Linked DNA regions of Homo sapiens: all the other regions are linked to region 3. The links are chromatin loops, found by intact Hi-C in ENCODE. Cell type or tissue: endothelial cell of umbilical vein. All regions are shown on one strand.

What was found. A loop is a pair of places that touch in the nucleus more often than their neighbours do. Peaks named below come from ENCODE experiments on the same cell type or tissue, not always from the same donor. Only the 100,000 strongest peaks of a DNase experiment are listed, where the experiment ranks them.
Region 1: it touches region 3 in a loop (5-fold over the local background); 4 of 110 quality-filtered maps call a loop at or near these places.
Region 2: a loop joins it to region 3, with 4 times the contacts of the local background. A loop is called at or near these places in 4 of 110 quality-filtered maps.
Region 4: it touches region 3 in a loop (9-fold over the local background); 6 of 110 quality-filtered maps call a loop at or near these places.
Region 5: a loop joins it to region 3, with 2.5 times the contacts of the local background. A loop is called at or near these places in 4 of 110 quality-filtered maps.
Region 6: it touches region 3 in a loop (5-fold over the local background); 4 of 110 quality-filtered maps call a loop at or near these places.

What each region holds. Positions count from the first base shown.
Region 1 is chr5:142,546,659-142,550,658 of GRCh38, forward strand. No RefSeq gene overlaps it. Among named protein-coding and RNA genes, the nearest start is that of FGF1, 140 kb to the right of the region's middle. RefSeq lists an enhancer at 3,832-4,000. In endothelial cell of umbilical vein, a CTCF peak has its summit at 2,311 (motif pointing left); a DNase peak (open chromatin) is centred at 2,303; H3K27ac peaks cover 496 bases.
Region 2 is chr5:142,233,586-142,237,585 of GRCh38, forward strand. No RefSeq gene overlaps it. Among named protein-coding and RNA genes, the nearest start is that of SPRY4-IT1, 83 kb to the right of the region's middle. RefSeq lists an enhancer at 2,889-3,617. In endothelial cell of umbilical vein, no CTCF peak of the experiment used is centred here; DNase peaks (open chromatin) are centred at 1,596 and 2,056; H3K27ac peaks cover 1,341 bases.
Region 3 is chr5:142,295,148-142,299,147 of GRCh38, forward strand. No RefSeq gene overlaps it. Among named protein-coding and RNA genes, the nearest start is that of SPRY4-IT1, 21 kb to the right of the region's middle. In endothelial cell of umbilical vein, no CTCF peak of the experiment used is centred here; DNase peaks (open chromatin) are centred at 444 and 2,044; H3K27ac peaks cover 2,858 bases.
Region 4 is chr5:142,200,077-142,204,076 of GRCh38, forward strand. No RefSeq gene overlaps it. Among named protein-coding and RNA genes, the nearest start is that of NDFIP1, 93 kb to the left of the region's middle. RefSeq lists an enhancer at 1,032-2,231. In endothelial cell of umbilical vein, no CTCF peak of the experiment used is centred here; DNase peaks (open chromatin) are centred at 1,585 and 2,385; H3K27ac peaks cover 3,314 bases.
Region 5 is chr5:142,221,553-142,225,552 of GRCh38, forward strand. No RefSeq gene overlaps it. Among named protein-coding and RNA genes, the nearest start is that of SPRY4-IT1, 95 kb to the right of the region's middle. RefSeq lists an enhancer at 1,879-1,928. In endothelial cell of umbilical vein, no CTCF peak of the experiment used is centred here; a DNase peak (open chromatin) is centred at 2,229; H3K27ac peaks cover 379 bases.
Region 6 is chr5:142,190,704-142,194,703 of GRCh38, forward strand. It overlaps LOC107986455 (a long non-coding RNA gene), which reads right to left and starts at 2,358. Exons shown (of 3, transcript XR_001742907.3): 1 at 2,222-2,358. In endothelial cell of umbilical vein, no CTCF peak of the experiment used is centred here; no DNase peak of the experiment used is centred here; H3K27ac peaks cover 2,075 bases.

The DNA of each region.
Region 1 (4,000 bases), 250 kb after region 3:
CTCCACAGTATCATTCTCAGCTGCTGAGAACAATGTGCCCATTCCTGCCGAGTCATGGAATCTTTACTCCAAGAGATGGTAATATATCATCAAGATCATTCTAAAAGCTTAATGCAGTGAGCATCACTTAATACCTGAATACCAAAAAGTGAAAATAATGGTTTCATGTCTAATGGGACTTGAGTTCACATGTCCCCTCAGCCACAGGGACTTGTGCTGGCAGACACCACTGTCCTCTGCTTTGGTATTTCTATCACTTGGACTCTAGATATAGGTGAATAAAGCCAACATGGTTTGTTGTTTTTTTTTTTGAGATGGAGTCTCGCTCTGTCGCCCAGGCTGGAGGGCAGTGGCGTGATCTCAGCTCACTACAAGCTCCGCCTCCCGGGTTCACGCGATTCTCCTACCTCAGCCTCCCGAGTAGCTGGGACCACAGGCGCCCGCCACCACACCGAGATAATTTTTTTGTATTTTTAGGAGAGATGGGGTTTCACCGTGTTAGCCAGGATGGTCTCGATCTCCTGACATTGTGATCCACCCATCTCGGCCTCCCAAGGTGCTGGGATTACAGGCGTGAGCCACCACGCCCGGCCAAAGCCAACATGGTTTCTAAAGACAGATGAGAGAAGTACCTACCATTTCCTGAGGCTGGCTTTACCAAGGACGTAACACGTGTAAATTATTCAAACAATACAGAAATGTATAGTAAAACGTGCCCCATATCCCATGACCCCTTATCTAAAAGTCATGATGTTAAAAGCTTTCAGGATATCCTTCTAGATATTTTCCATGTATGTAGAGCCCTTCCTTTTAAAAAGCACACATATACACACATATATATAAACATAAATGGGATTGTACTGCACACACTGTAATATACTTTGCTTTTACATTTAATCATAGTTCTAAACATCTGTCCAAAACAGCATATATATACATCGACTTCTGACTGCATAGAATTCCATTGTACAGTAGATGTACCGTAATTTATTTCACCAATTTCCTGTTAATAGACATTTGTTTCCAGAGTCTTGCTCTGGAAGTCTGGACAAAGATTGCTGCAACGGATTCCTTTGCACATCTATCTATGTACCAATACATTGGTAGACGTGATTCATAGAATTGGAGTTGCTAGGTTAAATCGTATGTTAAATATCTAAGTAGTGCTCCCTGCAGTTACGTTCCCAGCAACTGTGCCAAAGCTGCTTTTTAAACTCAGATGGAAACCACAATTGGACATTAACTTTATTTCTTATTCACTTATTACTTTTGTTATCTGGGTTTCTGTTCAGAGAAAGAATGACGTCTGACTTTTGTTCAAAAGACAAATGAGAAGCAGGTGAGTGATCTGCTTCAGTATAATGCTTTCTTTTGTTTAAAGTGCATTATGGGCAAAAGTTCTGTCTTATTGCTGAAAAGATGCTAGTGATTATTCTTATTCAAGAATTCAAGATATAGGCAAACAGGAGGTCAAGGCTGCAGTGAGCTGTGATTGCATCACTGCACTCCAGCCTGGGCAACAGAGCGTGACGCTGTCAAAAAAAAAAAAAGATAGAGGCATATTAAGCTCTCAAGAAATGATGGAACTAGCAGAAAATCATTGGAGAGGCAGAATAGGGAATGCCACCAGGAATATAAAACCTGGTCTTCTAGATCCCAGGCTACAGAGGGGTTATTTCACCACAAATACAAAATGACTTTGAAAATAGAATTATATTCTAAATAGAATATAGGTAATAGAAAGATACCTTATTTAAAGACTGGAAGAAGATCCACATTTAGGGCTCATCAATATACTGTGATCTCTGACCACCCAACCCTATACTTGACACTTCCCCTCTCTTCTCAGAATCTTTTAAAAGCAGTCTCAGAGTATATGCAGCAGTAGTAGTGGTGATGATGGAGATAATGGAGTTTTTTTGTTTGTTTGTTTTTTCTTTATCCCCAATATCCAGCGAGCTGCTTGGATAAATGCTTAAAACAAGATGAAAATCTTTGTCCTGGATCTGTACATCCGTGTACTCTTTTTGCATCTGCTCTGCTGATATTTTCATGCTCCCTTGACACCTGCCTGCTATTTTAGAAGAGGTCTTTGTATCAAAGGAGGGGTAGGGGAGTCGGGCATTTCCTCTGCACTAGCGAAAGGGCTGCGGGGGAGCCTGAGCCCCAGCCTCACTTCAGGTGGCAGAGGCCTTGCTGCTGGTCTTTCTTGGAGAGGCTGTCTTAGAAGTAGGTAGCACCCTCTCCTGGGCTAAATGCAAACGATCTCTGTGTGTCCTGAAATCATCTGGGATAATAGCAGGCATCTCCTTTTCTCTGGCAAGCTCTGCCCCATCACTGCCCCCTCCTGGCCCCTTCTATTTTTTTTTTATTTGAATGCCACACTGGACCATTTACAAGTCCAAATGAGTCAGATTGGAGATTCTAAGTAAGACTGGTTAGGGAGCAGGAACTTATTTGAGTACTCACCGTGTGCAGGGCAGGGATGTGAATATAAAATGAAATAAAAGCTTGGAGTCAGTATAGATAGAGAATATGAAGACTGAATGACTAAATGTTTATAAAATGCTATTTAAACAATTCCCAACATGCTAGAGGAACTCTGCATATGGTAGAAATCGTATAGCGGTGAGGTGATGTGTGCGACCTGGCAGTCTCTTCATGAAATGGCAGACCCTGAGAAAGGAGTTGTCCAAAGGAGGAGGGTAGAGCCTTAGCTTGCGAAGTCTCTGGAAAGAGATACACTGGAAGTTTCTTTTATTGAACAATTTAACAGAAAACTGCAAAATTCAAACTTTCAGGACTCTCCTACCACCACCTTCTACCCTCTTGTCTTTTCTTCACCAGTCATTTGTTTTTCTCAATGACATTTGCAGAAAATGAAGACATTTTAATGATACCTTCTCCTTTCTACTCAGCATTCTGGTTTCTGCTTCATCTGAACATTTACCCTAATACTTCATCGAACTCCATCTACATGCTACATACTGATGACCATGGCTATTGTTCATTTTATCCCATAAGTCAAAGATTGTGTCTGTTTTGCTTGTTCAATTGTCAGTGTAACAATAATGAAAAATAATGGTAATAACTGTCACTTAGTGAGTTTTTACCTGAAGCCAAGCACATAATCATTTACCATTCTTTCAACTGATGCTCACAGTTACCTGATGGGATAAGAGCTTTATTATCCCAGTTTTTACAGATGAGAAAATTAAGGTTCAAAGCTATTCAGTAACTTGCCCAAGTTACAGAGATGGGACCTGAGCTTGGAAGTCTAGCTCTAAAGACCTTGTTCCTGTCCACTGTGAATATTGTTCTGCTTAGTATTCACAAGTAATAGATGAACGTTCAGGAATTCAGTGACTAAGGAAATAATCATGTTTCCAGGTATAGTTCGTTGCATAAAAATTAATGTGACTTGAGACATCACAGAACTGAGCTAGGAGGGAAGTATAGCATTTCCAGTGTCTTCAGAGCAGTTTGTTAATAGAAGAGGTGTTGAGAGCTGGGTTGGCTTATTCCTAACAGAGCACAGAGCACTGACCTCCAGGGACACAGCCAAGACTTACTGAATACTTACTATGTTCCAGGCAGTGGGCTCAAAGCCCAGCGTGTTTTTCTATTTAATCCTCACAACAACCTCACCTTACAGAGGAGGCTCAGAAAGGTGAAGCAACTTGCCCAAGGTCATCCAGCTAGTGGTTGGTGGAGTCAGGACACTTCATTGCTCTGCTGGACTCCTCTCAGGTGCCCCTGGGGGAACTTCAGATTGTCTTATAGGCCCCAGCTTCCCAAAGGATGCCCTCTGAATGGAGGGAGGAAGTTAGAGGGAGGATCAGGGTCTACCAGGAGGCTGCCAAAGGTGTGCTCTGGGAAATGCTCCTGGTCTGGAGGGTTTGAGGGAGCATGTCTGCTCTAGGAAAATCCAAATGGGCTTAGAAGAATCATGTCAAGGCCCAGGATAAGACTGCAAATATGTTTGGAATCTAAGCCTGTA
Region 2 (4,000 bases), 62 kb before region 3:
ATTACCAGTCTTGGGTAGTATCTGTATAGCAGCATGAGAACGGACTAATAAACCTATGAAACAACTGATGAAACTTGCATCATCTTCTGGTTTGGTAGCTCACAAAGGACCCTCTCAGAGCACGCTGTTTCCTCTTAAATAGCCCGATAACAATTAAAAACCTTCCTGGATCGTCCTTTCTCGAAGACTGCAGAAGTCTGAACCATATAGAGAGTTTCTTTGCATTTGGATCTTGTCCTCTGGCTCCATGCATTGGCTGCCAGGTTGCAATTACAGCTCCTGAGTGTAAGCCTCAGGGGAGGCTCATCCACTGGGGTAAGCATATGCACAAGTGGAAAATAAACAACCCAAGGTATTTCTGGCTTTGGAGCTGGCTCACAATAAGATGTCACAGAGAAGGGAGCAGTCGAGGCAAGTGGAACTTTTGCAGGTACAATGTAAACCAGGGTGAAAATTCCTTCCTAACCCATCCTAGCTAACATGGTGAAACCCCGTCTCTACTAAAAAAAAAAAAATCAGCTGGGTGTGGTGGCATGCGCCTGTAGTCCCAGCTACTCCGGAGGGCGAGACAGGAGAATCGCTTGAACCCGGGAGGCAGAGGTTGCAGTGAGCCGAGATCGCACCACTGCACTCCGGCTTGGGCGACAGGGCGAGACTCAGTCTCAAAAAAAAAAAAAAAAAAAAAAAAGAAAAAGAAAAAAAAGAAAATTCCCTCCTATGGATAGCTTCCCCCAGGAGGAGTGACCTCATGATGATACCTAATGTTTATTGAGCATTTATTTATTACATCCATAGCACTCAAGATGCTCTTGACACACATCTTCTCACTGGGCCCTTACAACAACCCCTGTGGTAATACACTACCATTACCCTTAACAATAATGTTTATTTCAGTAACAAACCCTATCTTACAGATGAGGACACTGAGACTTAGAAAACTAGGAAAAATTCTCCTGGGTGGACATGATAGCTCATGCCTGTAATCCTAGCACTTTGGGAGGCTGAGGTGGGTGGATCTCTTGAGACCAGGAGTTCAAGACCAGCCTGGGCAACACTGCAAGACCCTATCTCTACAAAAATAAATAAAATTAGACAGGTATGGTGGCATGCACCTGTAGTCCCAGCTACTCAGGAGGCTGAAGCAAGAGGATCAATTGAGCCCAAGGATTTAAGGTAACAGTGAGCTATGTTCACGCCACTAAACTACAGCCTGGGTGACAGAATAAGACCCTTTCTCATTTAAAAAAAAAAAAAAGGAAAAAAGGAAAAATTCTCCTAAGGTCATACAGTTTGCAGATGGATAGAAGCAGACCTTGAGGACAGGTTTAGGTAGCATCAAAAACCCTACTCCTGCACACCCCTGCCAAGGAGGCATTTTATTGTCACACGGACCTGGCACACAGTTGAGAGCAGAGAAACAAGGAAGGATCTGCCTGCTAGAACATAAGCTACTTAAAGAGAGAAATCTTTGTTTAGTTCACTGCTGTATCCCCAGCACCTGTAACAGTGCCTGGCACATATTTGTTAAAAGCAGTGAAAGAAGTGGTTATTATTAGTCACTTGTCACCTGACCTCAGCCATCACACTTCCAGCCTGTGAGTGTGTGGGGGTGATGATCACAATGGAAGAAGTCGATCAGTCATCGAACTCCACCCAGTGTGGCTGTGGTCCTCGGAATCATGGGGTGGGCTCTGCCAGGTTGGGAATGTGTTCAGATTTTAACTGCATGGATCATAGCTACAGATGTGCGAGAAGGAATGCCGCAGAGCTCCGCAGGGCAAGCAGGGTCTGGCGACAGGTGACAGGCATCAGGGCGGGGCCCCTGGGCCCTGAGCTTCCTGCACACTGAAGATACTGTTGAGGGGCGGTGGGGGGGTGTGGGTAAGGGGGAGAAGAGGGTGTGGGAGATCCAGAGTAGGGAGGAAGAGAGGGAGAAAACACAAGAGCCCAGGAGGGAGGTGGGAAGGCCCCCTTCTGCTGCTCCAGCTGGTCGGACAGGCCCCCAGGCCCCCCCTCCTCCTGCTCCTTTGCCCATTGTAGGGCAGTCTGAGCGAGAACAATGGGAATGGAATCCTTCTTCCCCTCCTGCCTGGCAGGGCTGGGCCCACTTCCTCCTGGCCCCACCGAAAGGAATGCTTTCTTGTCCAGACTGTGTGGTACCCGCAGGGAAGAAGGGCACTTGGGGCTCCCCAGGGACCGAAGGCTTTGTGGCTTGAGCCGATGACAATGGGGTTGGAGCAGGGAGTGGGGGTGGGGGGGTTGGATCTTTTCAAAATTTCTCTTGGGTTTCTAATGAGTATTTCTGCTCTTTTTTTCTGATTCATGATGGGGTCTCTGTCATGAGGCCTTAAGTCACGCTAAGTTACTTGGGGCCTTTTCTGACTTCTGGAGCAGAACACTCAGGCGGATCTGTGACCCCAAGTGACAGCACCCACAGCCGGAGAGAAGCCCTTTGAGACAGGTTAGCGATGCCTGAGCACCACCCCCACCCTAGGCAGGGCTGCGGATCATCTGAGCTCTTCCCTCCTGGCCTCCCGGTACCCCAGAAGCCACTCCATTCTGTGTGGAAACTGCAGCTCAGGGCCACTCCGATTTTTATTTCAGGTTTGGAAGGCACAAAAGCTAATTCTTCTGCCTCCTCCGTGTCTCAAAGCATAAAAATCCTCCAATCTCCCGCCTGGAAGGTCGACGCCTGGCTGTCCACCTTCTGGGGACAGATGAAGGCAGAGGGCTGGGGCTGTCTCAGCACACAGTCTGTAAACTTAATCCCACTGTAGTCACCTGTGCTGCTTGTTGACCCTCTGTTGTTCCTTCTTCGGAGAATAAAACGCCTGTCTCTGCCAGCTTTTGGGGAGAGGCAGCAACCGGACTGCATGGCGAGTGGGAGGGTGTGGAGTCTGGCTTCTGTACAGCCCGTTTTCGGGCTCGGAAGCTCCACTGTAGCAGGACAAGCCGCAGACAAAACTCCTCAGACACCGAGTTAAAGAAGGAAGTGGTTTATTCGGCAGGGAACATCGGCAAGACTCCTGTCTCAAGAGCCGAGCTCCCCGGGTGAGCAATTCCTGTCCCTTTTAAGGGCTCACAACTCTAAGGGGGTCTGCGTGAGAGGGTCGTGATCGATTGAGCAAGCAGCGGGTATGTGACTGGAGGCTGCATGTACCAGTAATCAGAATGGTAATCAGAACAAAACAGAACAGGACAGGGATTTTTACAATGCCTTTCCATACAATGTCTGGAATCTATAGATAACATAACCGGTTAGGTCAGGGGTCGATCTTTAACTACCAGGCTTAGGTCAGGCAGGCCCAGGCCTGGTTTCGGGTCTGGTTCCTTGGTTTCGGATCTGGTTCCTAGGCACTGGGCTACCTGCCTTTAGTTTTGCTTCTCTTCCCTTTTTTGAGTATAAGATAATATAAAACAATATGAGAGGATCTGTCTCTCTTCTCCCACCACCAACACTCCACTGCTAGAGATCCTTGGTGCTGTAGATCCTGGAGCCCTCTGTAGGGATCTGCAGTGCAAATCACATTGCTGCTCAGCATTCCGACTGCTGGATTAGGAGCCAGCTTTGTTGGGTTTGCTAAATTGGTTACGACTTATGGGTCTGCTTTTTGTTGTTGTTGTTGGGTTTTTGTTGGTTTATGTTGTTTTCCTTATTTTTTGGCTGCTGTCTCTTCCCCTGTTCACTTTGTCCTTCTAGGTTTTTGTCTTTTTTTTTTTTTGAGACAGTTTCGCTCTTGTTGCCCAGGGTGGAGTGCAATGGTGCAATCTCAGCTCACTGCAACCTCCACCTCCCGGGTTCAAGCAATTCTCCTGCCTGAGCCTCCAGAGTATCTGGGATTACAGGCATGTGCCACCACGCCTGGCTAATTTTGTATTTTGGTAGAGATGGGGTTTATCCATGTTGGTTAGGCTGGTCTCGAACTTCTGACCTCAGGTGATCCGCCTGCCTCGGCCTCTCAAAGTACTGGGATTACAGGCGTGAGCCACTGTGCCTGGC
Region 3 (4,000 bases):
ACCCACCCTTCTCACGCTCTTTCATCGCAGTGGAGGGACATCTGCGGTTAAAATGGTTGAAAAGTGCTTTTTAGTCAAGTCTTTCTCACACACACGCCTCACCCCCACCCCTGGGTTCCAGAGAGAGAGGCCCATAGCTGTGTGACCTTCTCACTTTGTTTTTACACCTTTAACTTTGTTTTGGCAGCTTTGACCTGAAGGCAGCAGTTCCAACCCGGTTTGTATTCCTGGGTCAAGGAGAGGCTTCCTGCCTGGAACTCTTCCCCTGGCTCCCCTTGAAACCCCCATCCCTGGGCTTTTCTTTGTATGTAGATCACGGTCCTGTAGTCCCTGGCAAAGGCAGAGGTGGGTTGGGGGCCTGCAGGGCTGGGAAGTGTGAAGTTTCTCCGCTGTTAGAGGAAGCCCGGGTGATTCAGTGAGCTGGGCGCTATCTTTAGGAAGGAAAACATCACGTAGCGGGGGATCTCTATCCGGGCCATTTGTCTGCCTGCTCCCTCCCCAGGGAGGTCTTCCCAGAGGCCTGGCAGCCCCTTCCTGCTCTTGCTTAAGCCGTGTGACAGGCGTCTTTAGTTCTGAATAACTCTAGACCTGTAGATCCAGTTCATCCCCGTCTTGTGTTATTTGAGCAATTCTTGCAGATTTTTCTTTGGTCTCTTTTTTACGGTGTGCATGTGCATGTAAGGACTAAGTCCGGGAAGCCTGCTAGGTAAAACCACAGTGGAGGCTCAGACCCCCAAATTTCAAACCAGGTTTCAGCTCAAACATCACCTTCTAAGAGAGGCCTTCCCTGACCACTACCTGCATCATTTGCTACCTTGTTACCGGACTTAATTTCCCTGCAGCATTTTTTACTCTTTAAAATTATCCTGACCATCTATTTCTTACGTACCTGCTTCTTGTCTGCCTCCTTCACTCTAGAATGTATGCACCCTCCATGATGGTCTTGCTCCTTACATAGCCTGAGCCCAGGCCTGTGCCTGGTACATACTGGGCCCTCAGTCAAGGTTAGTTGACCTGGTTGACCTTGACCTGGTTGACCAGCTGTAAGGCCCTCGGGGAAGGCCAGTTAGCAGGCACTACCTCTGCTCTTGTTTGGATCTCTGCTAACTATAAGAGGATCTGAGTTATAATTTTTCCTTTTTCAGCTGTGGAGCTTCCCTGACCCTTTATCAGCAGGCAGTGGGGACTCTGGGGAGCTTTATCAACTCTATGCAAGAGAGAAAGCCACTTTTGTCCCTCCTTTTCCCCTCGAGAGCTTCTCATATCATCTCAGCCTCTGCCTTCCTGTGTCTCTCTAGATCTGTGCTCTCAATTTGTCCCCACCCCACATATCACTGTGGTTCTCCCCGTCTGCCCTCCGTTTCTCTATTTCTGTCTCCCTCTTCTCCTCCTTCTCCCTCAGCTCTATGTTTTCTTTCCTTTATTGAGTTCTTACCTCATGGTAAATGCTATACACAGACTCTCACTGACCTCTGACAAGAGTCCGTGTGAGAGAGGTCATTATTACCCCCATTTTCCAGATGGGGAAACTGAGACGTGGGGAGGCTCCTTTAGTGTCAAAGCAGTGCTTGCAGGTTGTTGGGTTTTTTCTTATCCCAAGGTCAGAGAAACTTGGGGAAGTCAGAGCTAGAAGGTGAGAGACAGCTATAAACTGCCTCCACCAGGTCATCTGTGTCATCTGCTAACTTCAGCAGATCCTTTTTGGGGAAGAGGTGGTAAGGCAGATGGAAATAAAGCTTTCTTCTTATTCAGTCTACCAGAAATATGAGCTCTTCAAACTTTAACATGGAGGCAGAAGGGCCAGGATGAATCAGGTTAAACCATGATCTCCCAGACTGCATTTTCAAGAGACGTGTGGGGCAGCCTTGGAAATAGCTACTCCCCAGCTCGCCTGGCCTGGATAAGTTATTGTTAAAGAGTAAAGGGAAATGATCCTAATGGATTCCGCTTCCGGCCTCCCCCACGGAGTGGGCTGGTAACCGTTATTTACAAGGCTGCCTTATTCATGGCCACTGAAGCTAGGAGAGGCAGGATGGAGACAGAATCCAACAAATGGTTTATTTATATCTACATCCCAGACCTCAAAAGGAAAATTCCCATACTTAGACATTCCTAGATGGCCTGCGACACAGGATATTTAAAGTAACAATGGGCCAAATTCTTGCTTACATTTTTGGCAGGGCTCCAGTCTGAAAGTCCACAAGAGAAAGACTTGGGCTGTATAACATGGAGGGAGGGGGGACTGTTTCTAATTTGAGACCTGTTTAAGATCTGACTTCCCCCTCCTTCCTGGAGTTACAAGGAAAATATGATTTTGATTTTAGAGACAACATTCCATGTGATCCACTTTGGAAGATTTTAGAAGTTGAAGCTCTGTGCCCTCCCCCTTGCCTTTGAGAAAAAGGGGGTTGTTAAAAGAACTAATAGAACACACTTTGAAAAACCCTAGAACTCCTCTTCCATTTCTTCTACCTGTGTCAGGGGTTGGCGAGGGGAATAGCCACTACCTATGGGCAGTCTAGTAGCCAAACCCTCTGAATGCTGCAGATGACCATATAGAGCTGAATATGGTTGTCTACAAAATAGTCATTGAGCCATTTAAAACATGTCTTTGTGACATTAGTTCCAAGGAAAATCTCAGGAAGGGTTTTTAATGGTGACTTATTAGCCTGGGCAACATAGCAATGTAAAAAATCAATTAAAAAAAAATTAGGGCCAAGCATGGTGGCTCACGCCTGTAGTCCCAGCTACTCGGGAGGCTGAGACAGGTGAATCGCTTGAACCTGGGAGGCAGAGGTTCTGGTGAGCCAAGATCACGCCATTGCACTCCAGCCTGGGCAACAGAGCAAGACTCCATCTCAAAAAAAAAAAAAAAATTAGCCAGGTGTGGTGGCAGGTACCTGTAATCACAGCTACTTGGGAGGCTGAGGCAGGAGAATCGATTGAACCCAGGAGGTGGAGGTTGCAGTGAGCCAAGACTGCACCACTGCACTCCAGCCTGGGCAACAGAGCAAGACTCCATCTCAAAAAAAAAAAAAAAAAATTAGCCGGGTGTGGTGTCACACACCTGTATTCCTAGCTACTCCGGAGGCTGAGGTGAGAGGACTGTTTGAGCTCAGGAGTTTGAGGCTGCAGTGAGCTATGATTGTGCCACTGCACCCCAACCTGGTGACAGAGTGAGACCCTGTCTCTAAAAAACAACAACAAAAAATAGTGACTTATTGTACTTATAGTCAAGGTGAATTTTTTCCCAATAACTTTATTGAGGTATGATTGACATATAAAAAGCTGTGCATATTTAATATATACAATTCAATGAGTTATGACCTTCCCAACCCTATGATAATTCTAAACACCAGCCTTGTAAAGAAATAGAAAAATGTACTAGCTCTGTAAGTTAGGAAGCCTTTGGCTGCCAGTCATAAACCAGCTCACCCAGCGTGGCGGCTCATGCCTGTAATACCAGCACTTTGGGAAGCTGAGGTGGGTGGATCACCTGAGGTCGAAAGTTTGAGACCAGCCTGACTAACATGGAGAAACCCCATCTCTACTAAAAATACAAAATTAGTCGGGCGTGATCGTGTGCATCTGTAATCCCAGCTACTTGGGAGGCTGAGGCAGGAGAATTGCTTAAACCCAGGAGGCAGAGGTTGCGGTGAGCCGAGATCGCCCCATTGCACTCCAGCCTGGGGCAACAAGTGCAAAACTCCATCTCAAAAAAAAACAAAATAAAACAAAGAAACTTCCCAGAAGTCCCCCTAGATTTCCCCTCACCTCCCATCGGCCTGCACTGCATCACATGCCAACACCTGGTACAGTCACATTTGATAAGACTCCTCTGGGTTTTACAGCTGGAGACGTGAATAGGGTTATTCTTCCCTGAGTCACATGGGAAGGGGGTGAACTCCAGAACAAACGTGGGGCAGCAATAAAAAATGAAGGATAGCTATCAACCAAGGTGTCTGCCACAGTGGCTGTGATCAAAAAAATGTGGAAGCAA
Region 4 (4,000 bases), 95 kb before region 3:
TTGAGCCATGACTAAGCAAACTAAGCAAAACAACAACAAAAAAATGGTCCTTGGGTTGAATTCCCAAGTGTTTTTATCAGTATTTCTTACTGACTTTACTTTTAGAATATACCTGGAATATTGACCACTTCTCACCACCTGAGTCACCATCATCTCAATGGGACTGCTGTGATAGCCTCTCACCTGGTCTTCCTTCTCCTCCTGCCTCCCTACAGTCTGTTCTTCACTTAGCAGCCTGGCTCTCTCCCCTCTTTTTTACTTCCTTTCCTGTGCTTTCCCATCCCATTCTGACCAGATTGTTCTAAAAACCATTAGGACAAAGCAAGGCAGGCACCTAGTACACCTGGGAGAGACTGCTGTAGTCCAGAATGGGGTGTCGGAGCCTGAGTGGGGTAAGGAGGGTGTCTATGTAGAAAGACTGCCTGGCATGGGGAGTAGACAGGGAGGAGAAGGCATCTGAGGAGGAGGATGTCAGAGCCTTTGAAAGGTGAGGGACGTATCCACGTGGTGAAAGGGCATGCCCTCGTGTGGGAAGACAGAACCTGGGTGGGAGAGGAGAGTGTGCATGGGGAGGAGAGGCCTGGCGGCGGGTATCATAGTCTATAGAGAGGGAAGAAGTTGTCTACACAGAGGAAAGGCCTGGCATGAAGGATCAGAGTCCATGCAGATAGAGGAACATCCCCATATGGGTGTTAGAGAGATGAAGAGGGTGTCCACGCAAGAGGGCAGCTGGGCACAGAGAGTCAGAAGGTGAGAAGCGTGTCCAGGGCAAAGGATGATGATGGCAGATGGGTGACAGCAGGGAAAGTCATCAAAAAGTACATATATTAGGAATAATGGGAGCCAGATTTCTCAGAGTCAGAGAAGGGAGTTACAATCACGGAGAGGAACAGAACCTAAGTGAACCCTGTAATGTCGTGTTGGAATTGAGATCTATATCAGAACTCATGGCTTTCAACACATAGGTAGATGGATGAATAAATAAAACGAGATAGCAATGTTCACTAGCTCTGAGGGCCTGGGAAGAGTGACACACCTCACTAGCAATGAACACATCCAGCACCCAGATCTTCTAAATACCATTTTCCAATAGCAGGAACTAGGGCTCCTTGCAGAAATGACTGATTCCCATATTAAGGCATAGAAAGTGTAAGAAAAGCCTAGAAGATCCTGTTGTGTCAGAAAGCAAAAAAGTGCTAAAAAAAAATGATGAGGATATGTCAACACAGAAGCCAACTTGAAGGGGCTTCTATTAAGCAAAGCTGGGACAATTTAAACACCAAAATAAATTATGGTAGTAATGGTTATAACCCATTGACTGATTTAGGAAACCATGACTCCACACTAATATAAATAAATAAATATTTACATAGTTTCAGATAGTCTCTCCAGAAAGCATCTATTAATTTCAAGGGGGAAAAGGGTAACTTTTCAGTGAAGAAGTCTGGCAGACATCACCTTAATCAAGTGATCAAAGTGAACGTCATCAGCAATGGGACAAATGGAAAGCAAGGCAGGAAATGCGCTAATAGGATGTGGGAAGAACACAGCATCACTTCTCTGATATTCTTGCCAAAGATGCATAACCAGGATTGAGTCATGAGGACTAAGTTGAAAGACATTCCATGAGAAACTGACCTGTGATCTTCAAAAGTGTCAAGGCCATGAAGGCTAAGGAACTGTTTCACATTGAAGGAGACTGAAGAGATATGATGACTAAATGCAATGTGTGATTCTGATCTGTCTCTAGGCCAGCTGGGGCTCCGCTGCTCTCTGCTAGCATCTGTGGGTCTTGGCTCCAGGTTGTGGCTGAGTTGAGGTCTGTACCACATGTCTTTCATCCCCCTTGGATCAGCAGATACCTGAGGCATATTCTTTTTATTTTTCAGTTTTTGAGACGGAGTCTTGCTCTGTCACCCACGCTGGAGTGCAGGGATTGCAGGCGCATGCCACCATGCCTGGCTAATTTTTGTATTTTTGTAAAGACAGGGTTTCACCATGTTGGCCAGGCTGGTCTCGAACTCCTGACCTCAGGTGATCCACCCGCCTCGGCCTCCCAAAGTTCTGGGATTACAGGAGTGGGCCACTGCGCCCGGCCACCTGAGGCATATTCTATTCATGGCCAAAAAGTAGGGCAAGCCCAACTGCACAATCATATTTCAAGTTTCAGCTCACTTCACATCTGAAATCTGTAATTAGCATTTAACACAAGTCACAAGGCCAAGCCCCAATTCAAGGGTGAATGGCACACTTTGCCCTCCCATGACCATGGCAAAGGTATGGATGTGTGATACTGCTGCAACAGGGCAGTGAAGTATTGAGATTGATGATTCAACCTACTACACTCTCTGTGTCCCTTAGACTTTTTTGAGCATACTGTACAGTCTGGGAATTCCTATGTTGGGTACGTGTTAGTGCCAAGTATACTGCTGAACCCAAGGAAAGTGCTTATCTTGACTAATTGATTGTTGTCAAATGTTTCTCTATCCTTGTTGGGGGAAGAGACTAAAACCACTGCATCAATGCTCCCTATCTACATTGGTTCCAGGCAGCCTTCCTACAATTTGGACCTACTTCCTAAAATGTAAGATATGCAAACTTTTTGAATCATCAGCTTAATTTTTCTGGAGAACTAATTATAGATATGGTTTAAAAAACAAACAAATATGAACAAGAGTGCTTATTATAGCATGGTTTGTTAGAGGAACAAAGTGGACCTTCCCAAAGGTCTCATATAGGAGAGAGGCTAAATCACATTGCCATTTTCATGGTGGTTAAAAAGAATAAAGAATGAAGTATCATTATGTATTCTCAACAGTTCAATTAGAGCAGTAGAACCACTAGGAGGTACAGTGTGTGTGTGTGTGTGAGAGAGAGAGAGAGAGAGAAAGAGAGAGAGAGACGGAGAGGAAGAGAGAGAGGGAGACAGAGAGAGAGAGAGATGGGGATTTGACTTTAAGCAATCGGGGAGCTGGCTAAACTGTCTTGGGAAGGCTGTTACCTTCTCATCTGACACTGGAGCTTGGCATCCACACGGCAGGAAGAGAAGAGGGATGTAAGTAGGGAAGAGTGAGAACCAGCAGGAGCCCACAAGATCCACAGGAGTCTCTCTCCACCTCCAACTTGTTGGTACAAGTGTCCTGCGGGAGCAGCTGACCTCTTCCTTCATCACAAAGCCAAACACACACCTGGCGCAGGAGATGGAGCTGCTGAAGGAGGACACAGGGCAGGTGGAGCAGCTGCAGCCGTCAAATGAGCAGCAATACAGGATATCCAAATCTCAGCCTAAACGTCTCTTGGTCCCCCCTAACTGGCCATATACAGGGAAGACAGAATCCAGCCTTCCCAAATGGATGCATTCCAATGCCACCACACTGCTAATATGGAAAGATTTCCAAGATATATTTATGTGTAAGAAATGCAAGTTTCAGGGCTGGGTGCGGTGGCTCATGCCTGTAATCCCAGCACTTTGGGAGGCCAAGGCGGGTGGATCACCTGAGGTCAGGAATTCAAGACCAGCCTGGCCAACATGGCGAAACCCTGTCTCTACTAAAAATACAAAAATTAGCCAGGCATGGTGGTGCGCGCCTCTTATCCCAGATACTCGGGAGACTGAGGCATGAGAATCTCTTGGATCTGGGAGACGGAGCTTGCAGTGAGCCAAGATCGTGCCACTGCACTCCAGCCTGGGTGACAAAGTGAGACTCTGTCTCAAAAAAAAAGAAAAAGAAAAAAGAAATGCAAGCTTCAGGCTATTATGGAGAATATGTTTTTATGCTGCCGCAAAAATTATTTTTATCTGTACACATATAGGTAGGTACATACATAGAGACAGATTTGGAAAGATAAACACTGACCATGGTCACCTCCAGAAAGGGACTGGAACTGGGGAAGAGGGTGTCAACGGGACTTTGTGTTTATCTGGATTCAAGTGCAATTGAAGGCAAACATAAAAAGCAAAAAGAAAATCCCCTCTGTGTTAGTGTCTTCTCAAGTCAGG
Region 5 (4,000 bases), 74 kb before region 3:
TTGGATCATGCTAAGTGTTAGTCAAAAGCCGAAAGGGAGTGGGGAACATGGGACGGACAGGGAACTCCTCTCTGAGGACGTAGCCTCTGAACAGAGTCCTGGAAGCTGAGAAGTCAGTTCTGGAAATGGAGGAAGAGTGCTCCAGGCGCAGGGAACAGCAAGTGCAAAGGCCTTGAGATGGGAATGGGCTTGACGCGCTTGCAAAACAGGCAGTGGCCTGAAAATATAAAATGTGGTGAGCAAGCGGAGAAGTGGTTTGAGCAGAGGTGGGAGAAGTAGGCCAGAAACAGATCACACAGGGCTTTGGAGGCTATGCTGAGGGGTTTGGAAGGCTTTCGAGGGTAAGTTAAGCAGGAGAATGACATGATTAGGTATGTATTTGAAAAGATCACCACCATGAATTTTCTGAGCCTCATTTTCCCCCTCTGTTAAAAATGAGCATAATAATACATATCTCACAGGATTATAGAGGATTAAAAGACTTGAAAGTTAAAGCAACAAGCAAATTGATGAACATATATGCCCGAGGTGCACAACAAATGCCAGGACCATGATGTGAAGACTTTTTAGGAGCTCTGAAGAGATCTGCTTAGGAGTGAGGATGGTTCCTAAAGAGTTAATCAAACCTGTCTTGGGAAAAGCAATCCCATGCTGCTAATATAATGGTAAAGGATGCAATTCAGGCTGTTTATTTTTTAGAGATTCAGTGCTCCTATTAAGCAATCACTCTGTTTATGTCACTGCTAATTGAAGTAAATTGCTTTCTGCAATCAAATCGGGAAGTTCCCCCTTCCGATCACGAAAGGGACTTGGACTCTGGTTCCTGATTTCCAGTATTTAGTCTGACTTGAGATTTGCCCTGTAATTAATTGCATACATTCCACTGATTTCCTTAAACAAGCAGTTGGTTTGCCGTTGGGTCGGCAAGGGATGCGTTGATTTTGAAATTGCCCCTGGGATAGGAAGTGTTCCGCCTCCCTTCTCTCGCAACCCCAGCCACAGCAGCCTTCTGGCTGATGGAGCTGGTGGGGAGTGGGCCTCACAGCAGATGTGAGAGGTGGAAGTGAGCAGCAGGTGTGACCGCTGTGGTCCAGAATCCTCTTGGTGCCCCCGCCCAGTGGAGAATTCTAGTGCATTAGAACCAAAGCCCGTGAATCAGGCTGGAGGAATTCCGGGCCATGGGCACAGGCTTCCTCGCACCAATCATCAGCTCTATTTTCACTTCTCTGAGAGGCATGGGAGGAAGTGAGGGGAGGTGGGCAAAGAGCAACACTGCATCTGAATAAGCACCCTAAGAGCCCCGATCCTCTCCACGGCCCAGTCGCTGCCACCCACCCCACACCCCACCCCCAGCTCTCCGTCGTGTGCATAGGCCTGGAGGATGTTCAGGAAGGTGTGAAGGGGTACCCCAAGGAGGTGGGAGTAAAGAGTTTTAAGGCCTGTGGCCCAGCCCCAGGGAGGAGCACTCCAGCGCCTGCTCCTGGTCTTGGGGAGCAAGAGCAGGGGATGAGGAGGAGTATTTGATGCTGGACACAGCTGTTAGGTTAGGTTGCCAGGTCACTGAGAAAACAGACAGTGTCCGCCCCATCCTTCATCCTTGACGCTGAAAAGAAAAAAAAGGGCCTCAGGATTTAGTTGAAGGTGAAGACGTTGGGTGCTTTACCTTGAAGTGTGGAGAGCATCTCTTTATGGATTAATCCTGTGACCCTGCAGAAAGTGGTCTTCAAGGCCCAGCTCAGTGGCTGCCTCCCACATGAAGTCCTGTCTGATGCACTCCCCAGGAGTCTCCCTCTCACAATTCCCTTGGACTGTGTGCCTCTGGGGCAGTGCCACACCTGTCCTGCCCCGCAGTGGGCTCTATATTTGAGTTTCCTCATCCACCGACAAAGCACCTGGCGTGAGTGAGATTCTGCTAGGCTGGGGATTCTCAGGTGAGCTGAAGTCCGGAGTTCAAGACCAGCCTGGTGAAACCCTGTTTCTATTAAAAATACAAAAATCAGTGGGGCGTGGTGGCACGTGCCTGTAACCCCAGCTACTCGAGAGGCTGAGGCAGAATTGCTTGAACCCAGGAGGCGGAGGTTGCAGTGAGCCAAGATCACGCCACTGCACTCCAGCCTGGGTGACAGAGTGAGACTCCATCTCAAAAAAAGAAAAAAAAAGACTCAGTTGAGATACAACCCCTACCTTCAAAGAGCTACCAGAGCCGCAGAAGAGTTAGGTAAGTAACAGGAAGTTAATTAAAGAAGTAGCATTGGCTGGGTGCCAATGGTGACTCATGCCTGTAATCTCAGCACTTTGGGAGGCCGAGATGGGCGGATCCCTTGAGACCAGGAGTTTGAGACTAGCCTGGGCAACATGGGGAAACCCCATCTCTACCAAAACTACAAAGACTAGCTGGGTGTGGTGGTGTGCACCTGTAATCCTAGCTACTTAAGAGTCTGAGGTAGGAGGATTGCTTGAGTCTGGCAGGTTGAGGCTGCAGTGATCGCACACTTACCATGAGCCAGGCACTGTACTGAATGTTTTATATGCATTGACTTATCAAACCCCACTATATCCATACAAGGGAGAGACTCAGTATATTGAGTTTGCCGATGATGAAATTGAGGCTAAGCCACTTTGGAAAACAGGGAGGCAATTTCTTAAAGAGTTAGACAACCCATACTTTTTCTTCCCCATACAGCTCAGCAATTTCACTGCTATGTATAGACCCAAGAGAATTGAAAACATATATCCACACAAAAACATCTATACAAATATTACATAACAGTAATATTTATAATAGCCCCAAACTGGAAACAATTCAAATGTCTATCAACTGATGAGTGGATAAATAAAATGTGGTTAATTTATACAATGAAATATTATTTGACAATAAAAAGGGAAGAAGTACCAGTATATGCTACAGTGTGGATAAACCTCAAAAACATTATGCTATGTGAAAGAAGCCAGACATAAAAGGCCACATATTGTATGATTCCATTTATAGGAAGTGCCCGGAAATGCCAAATCTATGGAGACAGAAAGTAGATTGATTAGTGGCTGCCAGGGAGTGAGGATGGGATGAGGACGAACTGAATGGGCACCAGGGATTTTACTGGGGTATTAGAAATGTTCTAAACTGAATTGTGGTGATGTTTGCACAACTCAGTAATATCTACTAAAAATTATGACATCGTGGCCGGGCGCAGTGGCTCACGCCTGTAATCCCAGCACTTTGGGAGACAGAGGCGGACGGATCACCTGAAGTCAGGAGTTCAAGACCAGCCTGTCCAACATGGCGAAACCCTGTCTCTACTAAAAATGCAAAAATTAGCTGGATGTGGTGGCAGGTGCCTGTAATTCCAGCTACTTGGGAGGCTGAGGCAGGAGAATCTCTTGAACCCGGGAGGCAGAGGTTGCAGTGAGCTGAGATCATGCCATTACACTCCAGCCTGGGTGACAGAGTGAGACTCTGTGTCAAAAAAACAAAACAAAAAAAATGAGGCTAAGTAAGATGGAGCAACTTGTCTGAAGTGATTAGCTGTTAAGTGATGAAGCCAGAATTCAAACCCAGGCAGGAGTGCAGTGGCACAATCATGGCTCACCCTAACCTCGAACTCCCGGGCTCAAGCAATCCTCCCGCCTCAGCCTCCTGAGTGGTTGAGACTGTAGGTGTGCATCACCATGCCCAGTTACATTTGTTTTTACTTTTTGTAGAGATAGGGTCTTACTATGTTGTCCAGGCTGGTCTCCAACTCCTTGGCTCCAGTGATCCTCCCACCTCGGCCTCCCAGAGTACCGAGATTACAGTCAGAGCCATGGAGCCTGGCTCAGAGACCGCATTCTTAACCACTGTGCAACATTGCTTCCCTGAGGTAGCTTATCTCAGCCCAGCAGGGGCATGCTCACATAGGCTTGGGATGAGGCTGGCTTTCTTGGGATATCTCTGGGAAAAGTAACGCTTGAGTTGTGTCTGCAAGTCTTGCGTGCAAGTTCTCCTCCACCAAGAAGGCTTCTG
Region 6 (4,000 bases), 100 kb before region 3:
CTCTGTGATTCCCAGTAAGAGAATGTCCTGCTCTTCAGTGAAATTGTGAGGCAGCTCTGAACTCTAAGCCCTGGGGCTGGGCAAAAAATGCCCTTTTAGTGGGAGGGAGTGGGCTACCAGTAGTAAGATGGCGGGTAAACCTCCGTTAAATGGCCTACTATTAACGTACATTTCAGGCTTTTTCCCTCTGCTATTCCCACGTTCCCAAGAGAAGAAAGGTAACAGAATATAGGCCATGGTAACTTTGATGGAATAGTCCAGGGTTTAATTCAAAGATGCTCACTGGTCAAAGTGGGTCCCACTGCTTTTCCAGCTTTTGATTCAAGCTTCAGTCTCCGAGAGTTTGCACACTAGTATGTCACACAGGACCATTTTGGTTATAAGACCCAGAAAAGCCCATGCCCACTCTGGCTTAATAACGAAGCAGTTTGGCTGGGCGCAGTGGCTCACGCCTGTAATCCCAGCACTTTGGGAGGCTGAGGTGGGTGGATCACAAGGTCAGGAGTTCGAGACCTGCCTTGCCAACATAGTGAAAACCCTGTCTCTACTAAAAATAGAAAAAATTAGCCAGACATGGTGGTGGGCGCCTGTAATCCCAGCTACTCGGGAGGCTGAGGCAGGAGAATGGATTGATCCCGGGAGGCAGAGGTTGCAGTAGGCCGAGACTGCACCACTGCACTCCAGCCTGGGCAACAGTGTGAGACTCTGTCTCAAAAAAAAACAAAAGAGAAAAGAAAAAAAGAAAAAAGAAGCAATTTATTGGATCATATACAAGGATGCCTGGGGGTGGGGATGAGAATGGAAGGGATTCAGGGCCCAAAGAGGACACACATCAACCCTGGACTCTCTCTTCCCTCTCTTCTCGCCGTAGACTCCTTGTGAAGACAAGATGGGGTGGCACCAGCAGCCCCTCAGCCTCAGGATCGAAGTCTAGCCAGAGAGAGTGCCCGTCTCTGGCTCTGCATTCCCAGGAAAGGCCTCTGTGGCCCATTGGCTCCCCTGGGGCCATTTTTCCTTTCCTGATCTAAGCCCCGTGGCCCAGGGAATCTGGAACAGTGATTGGCTTAGGCTAGGACGTGTGTTCCTCCCCATGGCTGTGTTTTGGAGCCTCACCTTGAGGGTGGCAGGGTGGATCCCAAACCAACCCTGGGAGCTGTTCCTGAAGGCAGAGGAAAGGATACTGGGCATGTCAGAGACAAAAGTGACTGTCCCTGGTTCCTCCCCAGAGCCTGTCACACAGTCATTCATTTAGAATGTAAAATCTACAGTGGAAGGAATTTGGGCCTCCTACCTGTCCTCAGTTAAAGCTAATTCATTTCCTCCCAGGACTAGTGTTAGCAAACAAAAAATCGTGGGTCGTCCAAGAACAATTACAAATGATCCAAAACCCTCGCTTCAGTCACGGGTTGTGGTCTTAGAGCTCAGCCTTCATGGAGGAGGTGATGAAAAAGCTGGATTCTAACCCTTCTTTGTCCCTCTCGCCCTTAAGGGGAGGTGTCTGAGCAGTGAACTGGCAACAAAGGGAGGAGTGTAGGAGCTGATGGATTGAGCCCTTTCTTTCAAAATGTAATTTACAGGATTATTATTTGTAAAGTTGATTATTGCAAATTATCCATGGGGGTCTAGGGTAAGGGTATTTATTGTCTTCAACCACAAGCCTACATAGTTTGGGGAAGCGAAACGTACTTCTTTTTTGTCAGGCTGGGAGAGCAACCCTGGGATGTGCTAACAGGCCCAATGGGGTCATTCGCTTCCTGTTAATCCTTTTATGGTTTACTTTTTTTTTTTTTAGAGAGAAAACTTAGGTTAAATATTTATTATACAGGAAAGGAATGCTGCTGCTTCCTCCTGCTTTTCCTGCTCTGTTGCTCATAATTGTTTAATAGGCAATAGCATGCAAATAGTATAAAATCTAAAAGGTACACAATGCGGTATGAGAAAAATACATGGCCCCCGGAACCTTTGTCCCCAGCCCCCTCCCCCACTGCCACCCCAGAGGCAGGCCCTGTTACCGGTTTCCATCATATCCTTCCTGAGATAGTCCATATATACTCCTTCTTTTTAATAGAAAATCGCACCACATACACATCATCTAAGGACAAATTATTATTTTGTCCTTTAAAATGAAACAATCAGAATTTTCCACCACTGTGACTTGGAAGCCCCAGAGTTAAGGCCCAGAGTTAAGGCCACAGACTTAAAGAGACAAATCAGTCCTCACCTCCAGCCAGCTGACCTGCTGACCACCAAGGCGTGCACGCTGTTTCCAGACGTTTACTTGCACTCGCGTATTCTCTGCCCCGCGGGGCACCCCCATTCACAGGGCCTGCACGCTGAACTGCTTCCTTGCACTTTTGACCAAAAATGGTCTCACTCACCATCATTGGACAAACTCCTCCTCACCTTATTTGCCGTCTGAGCTCCAAATGGCCTACGGTTTCCAGAAATAAAGTTGAAGGCTTGTCACCACTGAGGTTATGCCAGAGCTGATGGCTCAGAATCTGAAGGCCAGAAAACATTGCCAACAAGGGCAAGGTGCCACTGGGAAAGCATGAATGTAGTCCCTACTGTGTTCTTGGGCCTTGTGCTGGACCCTGAAGATAAAGCGAGAGAAAGTGCACAGTGTCCTTCCTAGCCTCGCTTAGTGCAGTCCCAGGGGGACGGGGCACAGGCGCTGTTGTAATTCAGTGCTCCTTATGTCCAGCTCAGTCCCGTTGGAGATGACCATGAATGAATGGCATTCACTTTTACAGACATAAGAGTTCTGCTGTTTAAAAAGAAAATCAATCACTCGATAGTCACATGTCTTACAATGCAGCAGAGAGATATGGAAATAGTAATAGTAATAATCCTCACTTTTCAAAAAAACTTTCTTTTTATTTATTTTATAATGACAAGGTCTCCCTATGTTGCCCAGGCTGGTCTTGAACTTCTGGCCTCAAGCAACCCTTTGGCCTCAGCCTCTCAAAATGCTGGGATTACAGTCAGGAGCTACCGCAACTGGCCCTCACTTGCTGATGAGGAAAAATAATTACTGTGCATAGGTACAAAACCCTGTACTTAGTACTTCTTCAGCCTTACTTGCTACCTCCCAAGGGCTCTGTGAGGTAGGGCTGAGTGTTGTCCTCATTTTACAGGTGTGCACTTGGCCTCAGGGAGAGGAAGTTAGCAGCTCCAGGTCACAAAGTTGGGGCATGGTGGCAGCAGCATTTGCACCCCGGGCCTTCTGATTCCAGTGCCCATGCATTAGGCCCTAGGCAAAACCACAGCCACTGGCACAGTGAAGCCACCAACCTGTCCTTTGGCAGTTTGTTCAGAATTTAAACTATTCGCCAGGCACAGTGGCTCACTCCTGTAATCCCAGCACTTTGAGAGGCCGAGGCAGGCAGATTAACTTGAGCTCATGAGTTCGAGACCAGCCTGGGCAACATGGCAAAATCCTGTCTTTACAAAAAGTGTAAAAAGTTAGCTGGGTGTGGTGATGCATGCCTATAGTCCCAGCTACTCAGGAGGCTGACGTGGGAGGATCATTTGAGCCCAGGAGGCAGAGGTTGCAGTGAGCCAAGATCACACCACTGCACTTCAGTGGTGATAGAGCCAGACCTTGTCTCAAATAAATAAATAAAATACTCTCTTAAAGTGAGCAATTAGTGATTTATAGGAGAAATCCTTTATTCCCAGGAGACAGGTAGACAGACTGAGCCCTCTCTGGATTCGCTCATTGTGTTCCGTAGAGAGGTAGCATCATTATTTAACAAAAAGAAACACCTCCGTTTATTTATAGTAGAGCTGTAACTTTTGTTCCCACCACTCTCAGTATGCATAGAAAGTGCAGCTTCTTTATTTAAGGCTATACCTGGTGGAAGCCCCCACCCCACTGCTACCCACTGGGTGGCTTGTATACATACACACACATGCCATTCTGAGCCTCTCTGGATGACATGCCTGTAGGGTGGACAGGGAAACTGAAGCTTAAAGAGCTTAAGTTATTGAATAAATC